2 separate regions of the Homo sapiens genome follow, and region 2 is linked to region 1. A link is a contact called in ENCODE Hi-C or POLR2A ChIA-PET data. All regions are on one chromosome and are shown on one strand. The core of a region is the stretch at or near the end of the contact, and the rest is flanking DNA. Distances in the headings are between cores, read along the strand shown.

Region 1 (2,878 bases), core at 274-2,773:
TTCACCACTCATGAAGGAGGGGAACACCTGTGAGGGTGTCACAAGTCATGCTACCAAGAACCAGAACCATACAGGGCTTGACTCCATCCCTGAGCCCCTGGGTGACAGTTTCCCATGGCTCTGACAAGGTGCTAGAAGTGAGCTGGCATATGCTCTGCCTTCTCAGACAGGCTACTGGTCTGGTCTGTCCTGGTGTCTGTCAGACATGAGCCCAGCCTTATGTCACCCAGTTCCTGAACTGACGACTCCCCAGGATGATCTATGTCCCTGATAGCACAACCTCTAGACCACTGGGTCTGAGGACCAGAGTGGTGGAGCCATGGGATGCTGGAGCAGGAAAGTCATGTAGGGACTGGGAACTTGTTCTAACCCTCCCATTGTTGGGGGGATGCCTTAGACCTGGGAGGACAGGGTCTTGTCCAAGGTCACACAGTGCAACAGGAGTGGAATGGGGCATGAACTCAGGGTTTTTTCTTTTATTTCCAGTTCAGCATTTTTGCCTCATTAACAGACTGTATGGAAAGAGGAGCAAGGGGGCATGGCAGAAGAACAAGGGCCCCGGATTTCAGACTTGGCTTGAAACCCACTTTTGCTGTTAGCTGTGTGACCTTAAGCAAGTTACTCAGTTCCATGTGCCTCAGTTTCCACGATTGTAAAGTTGAGGTTCTATTAATCATCCAACAGGGTTGTTAGGAGGCTGAGCAGAGATAATTGAGATGGAACACACCTGGTAGTAACAGATGCCCAATAAGCACCGGGTGACTCTGAATCTATAAAGGGATCCCTCTTATTTTACAGCCTTCCACCTGGATGACACTCAACAAATTTTAAACAGAAATATCCTCATCTTCTTCATAATCACTTCTGGAAAATTTACAGCAGGGTCTAGTGCAGAATTTCCAGATCGTGTGATTCAGAGTTCTGCTTCTGAGAAAAGGTGCCATGTGAAAAAAGAAGGAGCTACCAAGTAAGTTTGGAAAGGGTTGCATTAACATCGTCCACGTTAACACACTGCAGGACTTCTGAGGGCCTTCGCTTAACTTTTTTTGTCAGGAGCACTAAATATCTCCTAGTCTTTGGGGATGCTGCAGGGAATAGGTTTGGGAGACAGCTGGTCTACTGGAAAGGCCACCTGACTGAAGCCTTGACTCTTTTATGTCTCTCACTTACTCATTGTGTGCAGTTCCTGAACCATTAGAACTTGTTTCCTCACTGGTAAAATGAGAAGGGGGATGATAAGTAAGGGCGTTTCCGGTTCTGATGCGCTGGATCTTGAAGCTCTTCTCCACCACTAGCGCCCTGCTTGTAACCTTAGCACACGCAACTCTGAACAGGAATAGTCCTGGGAGAAGGGCGGAAGGTTCCAGGAGGGCGCCTGCCTGCCTAGAGTCCCCTTGCCGGTCTCACCCTGGAAAGGTAGGCGGAACTAGAACAGGCGGGCCCCACTGCCTGCAGCCTGCGAGGAGACGCCAGGGCTGCAAGCCCCCCCGCCCTCCTCCGCCCCTGCCGGGACAGTCAGCCGCTAGGGGATTAGGAACGGGCCCAGCGCCCATTCAAGCCATTCAGCGAGACAGGAAGCCAAGCGCGCTCCTGCCCGCCCGCCTCTGCCGGGCAGGTCTGCGGGATGACGCGCATTGTGCTGGGGACTCGCCCAAAGGGAGGCCCAGCCGTGGGGAAAACCGCGTCCCGCGGGAATCCGACGCCCGGTGACGGGGGCACCTGCAAGGCTTCAGGGCGAATCCCTGACTCCCAGCCCGGGGCTGAGTCCTCGTGGGGCCGCCTCCGCGCTGCCCAGTGCTGCCGGTTATCTGCTCACAGCGGGTGGCTCCGGGCCTTCAGGAGCGCGACGGGCGCCATCCCTTCCAGTGCCTCCCGGGACAAGGCCAGGGTCATCGGCACACGGAGTTTCAGCCCGAGTGCCGGAGTCTTTCTTCAGGACAATGCAGAGATCTGCACAAAAGGCAGGCAGGCGGGTGAGGACAAGTTAATCTCTGTGAGCCTGGAGGCTCTTGAAGGCCTTGGGGGAACGGGCATGTTCATTTTCTCTGCCTCATTGGAGGCATCGAATCCTTAACCTAGACAAGCTGGATCTGGCTTTGAAGACTACTAGAAGACAGGGATTCCTTGTCGGCTCCCAAAGGCCGGTGCGGGGAGGCTCGCTTGAGCCCAGGAGTTCAAGACCAGCCTGGAAAACATGGTGAAATCCTGTCTCTATGAAAAAAAAGAAGAGGAAGAGGAAGAAGGAGAAGAAGGAGAAGGAGAAGAAGATGAGGAGGAGGAGGAGGGAAGAAGGAAGAAGAGGAAGAGGAAGAGGAGGAAGAGGAAGAAGAAAAGAAGAGGAAGAGGAAGAGGAAGAAGGAAGAAAAGAAGAAGAAAGAAGAAGAAGAGGAAGAAGAGGAAGAGGAAGAAGGAAGAAGAAGAAGAAGAAGAAGAAGAAGAGAAGAAGAAAGAAGGCGGCCCAGTGTCTTACTCCTCTTTAGTCCCAGCTATTAGGGAGGCTAAGGCACGAGGATCGTCTGAGTCTGGAAGTTTGAGGCTGCAATGAGCTGTGATTGCACCACTGCACTCCAGCCTGGGCGACAGAACGAGAGACCCTGTCTCACACACACACACACACACACACACACACACAAAACAAAACCACACACACAGGAAAGAAAAAAGAATGATGGGCTTTCACTGTCTGGGATCCTGCTGGATTTGTGCTTTGGCTACTGCAGAGTGTTGGAACTTCATGCATTTCTAATTTGGCCATGTCTGTGTACCACCTGTGTGGGATACTTCTCCAGGCGACCTTGGACTCATCCAGTTCTACCCCCTTTCTGCCTTGTAGTTCTCAAGAATAACTGTAGAATATGCTGGAAGGGCAACATCCTGA
Region 2 (2,878 bases), core at 99-2,598, 160 kb after region 1:
GCCTGTAGCCCCACTACTCAAGAGGCTGAGGTGAAAAGATAGTTTGAGCCCAGGGGCAGAAGTTGTAGTGAGCTATGACTGAGCCACTGCACGCCAGCCTGGGTAACAGAGAGAGACTCTGTCTCCAAAAAAAAGAAAGAAAGAAAAAATAATTAGCTGGGCATGGTGGCAAACAGTTACTCAGGAGGCTGAGGCAGGAGGATCACTTGAGCCTGGGAGGTCAAGGCTGCAGTGAGCCGTGATTGCACCACTACACTCCAGCCTGGGCAATAGAGCAAGACTGCCTCAAAAAACAAAACAAAACAACAAAAACAGAAGCCATTCATACATTGAATTTTAGGGACCCCCTAGATCCCCCTGAAGTCTGCTTATCTAGCCAGGTAAGCCAGAACAGAGTGGTAGAAAAAGGCTATCAATGAAGAGAAACACAATAAAAATATTACCTAGGTTTATAGGTCATTGAAGAGTTCAGAAGACACTTTCCCAAGCATTATCCTGGCAACAACTCTGTAAGGTCACAGAGCTAGAGGCAGGGTGCAGTGACTTGCCTGAGGTCACGAGCTAGCCCATGGCAGGGCAGAAAGCGCTTGAAGTTTCTGAGGCCAAGCCCAGTGCTCTTCGTATTTCCCATCTTGCTTCCCAGGAGGTTCCATGCAGATCCTGTGGGAATGGGCGTTTCTGCCCTTATTCCCCTGTGCATTCTTCACGAGTGGTTGGATTTCCATGGACTTCATTCTGCCAAAGACTCATGTGCTGAATCATATGGAACTGCTGACCTTCCAATAAACCAGCATGATTTGCTAAGGCGTAGAGCCAGGCTGAGAAGGAAGAGGACTCAGGCCAGACTGGTGGGTTGGAATCCTAGCTGTGCAGCCGAGCAGCTTGAGCACGTTACTCAACCTCCACCCAATGTACGAAAAGCACATAGTCCAGTTCCAAGGACATGATAAAAGTTCAGTAAGTGATGCAGGCTTTCATTTTTATTGAGTCTTCTCTTGCTTTCTCTGGGACTGTAGCATTTTAAAAACCCTACCAACAAGAGGTTGATTCACGTCAACTTCATTTTCTTCTCTCCAAGAAAAAAAGTCACAAACACAGAAACAAAGTCAATGCCTTGTCCGTGTGTGCTCATGGGCTTAATGAGTCACCTGGTTGTGCACAGATCCACATGCTGGAATAATCAATCCCACCCCTGAAGCCAAGCTTACAATTTAAGAAAAAATTAATAAATGCCACTCATCTTTCTAATCTCTTCTCACATGTGACTGACAATCATCAGTCAGCATTGCTTGTACAAGTTACTGTTCTTTAAAGCTGGGGCAGGTGGGCCAAACGCCAAAATTACCTAAACAGCTTGAACTCCTGGTGTTTTCCTCCAAGCCAGTGAAATGGGAATAAAATCTGCTATCAAGGGCTCCCCCTACAGGCACCAAAAAGCAAAGGCTAAAAATTAAGGTGGGTGCCATTTACGCCTAGTAGAGAATTGTTTCTTCTCTTGAAAAAGTTTCTAAGGCAGTCCTGAAACCACAACTTTGCTTGTTGACACAATCCCTTTTCCAAAACTCTGGCCAAAGAGTCTTAAAAATCTAAAGGACCAAGAATCAAGCAACCTCTTCCTCTTGATGTACTCACCTCCCACTTAATAAAGGACCAAATGTGATTTTGATACAAATAGGACACAAAACGACCCTAGAGCTGTAACACTATTTTTGACAGTCATAATTATGGCACTTTTGAGTTTTCTTGTAGCTCATTTCCATCTCATTTTTAGGATTAGTGTGTATTTGTGTGTGTGTGTACATGCGTGTGTGTACATGCACGCACCAAAACAACTTCAATTCCGGACATAAAATCAATGACAGTTTTAAAACCACTTGATGGAAGGTTTGAGGGAACTTTTATCATTTATTTATTTTGTGCTACAAATCAGGTATATTTAATTCTCTGGGTTCGTGGAATGAGCTTGGATGGTTGCCTGCTCTCAAAGGCTAAAAAAAAAAAAAGCTTGGATGGATAAATAAAGTTTCCAAGACATAAAGAAACAGACAGACAGACAGCTTGTTTCAAATTTGTGCTTCTATTTCTCTCTGAGGGATGGAAGTTCACCAACCAGAGATGCACATTTCCTCACAAAGGACACTTGAAGTTGTGCCCACAGAGGCAAATGCTCATATGGAGACTCAAGAAAGCCTGGGGTTCAGAAGAGGCTTGAGATCATGTTATGAGAAACAGCTGAAGAAAACGGGGGTGCTCAGCCTAGGGAAGACCAAGGGGTGGTATGACAGGCTAACTTGGGAGGGCAACCAGCCTGTGTGGCCTCTCTAGTGGGCAGAGCTGTCGGAGGACAGAGTGGATCTCACGTTCAGGAAGAATGTTTTAATAATGAGCACTGCCCATAAAGAATAAGCTGCACAGGTCAGGGGTATATACCTCATTTAGGCAGGGCCTGGAAAGGCCAGATAGTGGGAACATTGAAGAGACTCAGGAACTGGCAGAAAACTGAGCCAGATTATATTTAACATCCTTTTTATTATTTTTGTGGGTTTTTTTTGAGACAGGGTCTCACTCTGTCGCCCAGGCTGGAGTGCAGTGGCACGATCTCGGCTCACTGCAACCTCTGCCTCCCAGGTTCAAGCGATTCTCCTGCCTTAGCCTCCCGAGTAGCTGGGATTACAGGCATGCGCCATTACCACCCAGCTAATTTTTGTATTTTAAGTAGAGGTAGGGTTTCACCATGTTGGCCAGGCTGATCACGAACTCCTGACGTCAAATGATCCACCCGCCTCCGCCTCCCAGAGTGCTGGGATTACAGGCATGAGCCACTGCGCCCAGCCTAAAATCCTTCTTAGCTCTAAAATCCTGAGACTGTATAATAAAA

The links. Hi-C counts contacts between places; a loop is a spot of excess contacts on that map. ChIA-PET counts read pairs that join two places held with the same protein, here RNA polymerase II (POLR2A). Pooled maps may share reads with other maps.
Region 2: a loop to region 1 is called in a map of gastrocnemius medialis, with 2.6 times the contacts of the local background. The contact joins two enhancer-like sites. A Hi-C loop is called at or near these places in 3 of 168 maps with a recorded cell type or tissue (PC-3, gastrocnemius medialis and mammary epithelial cell) and 4 of 50 pooled maps. POLR2A ChIA-PET finds 5 or more read pairs at or near these places in 4 of 52 experiments (CD4-positive, alpha-beta memory T cell, Panc1, activated T-cell and 1 more).

What each region holds. Positions count from the first base shown.
Region 1 is chr9:97,739,813-97,742,690 of GRCh38, forward strand. All of the region lies in intron 5 of PTCSC2 (papillary thyroid carcinoma susceptibility candidate 2), which reads right to left. Among named protein-coding and RNA genes, the nearest start is that of XPA, 44 kb to the left of the region's middle. RefSeq lists an enhancer at 1,671-1,780. Within about 2 kb of position 1,524, at least 5 of the 41 ENCODE cell types and tissues checked have a DNase peak (open chromatin) inside an H3K27ac peak, as active enhancers do.
Region 2 is chr9:97,899,768-97,902,645 of GRCh38, forward strand. It overlaps a transcript of TRMO not described here. Among named protein-coding and RNA genes, the nearest start is that of TRMO, 21 kb to the right of the region's middle. Within about 2 kb of position 1,349, at least 2 of the 41 ENCODE cell types and tissues checked have a DNase peak (open chromatin) inside an H3K27ac peak, as active enhancers do.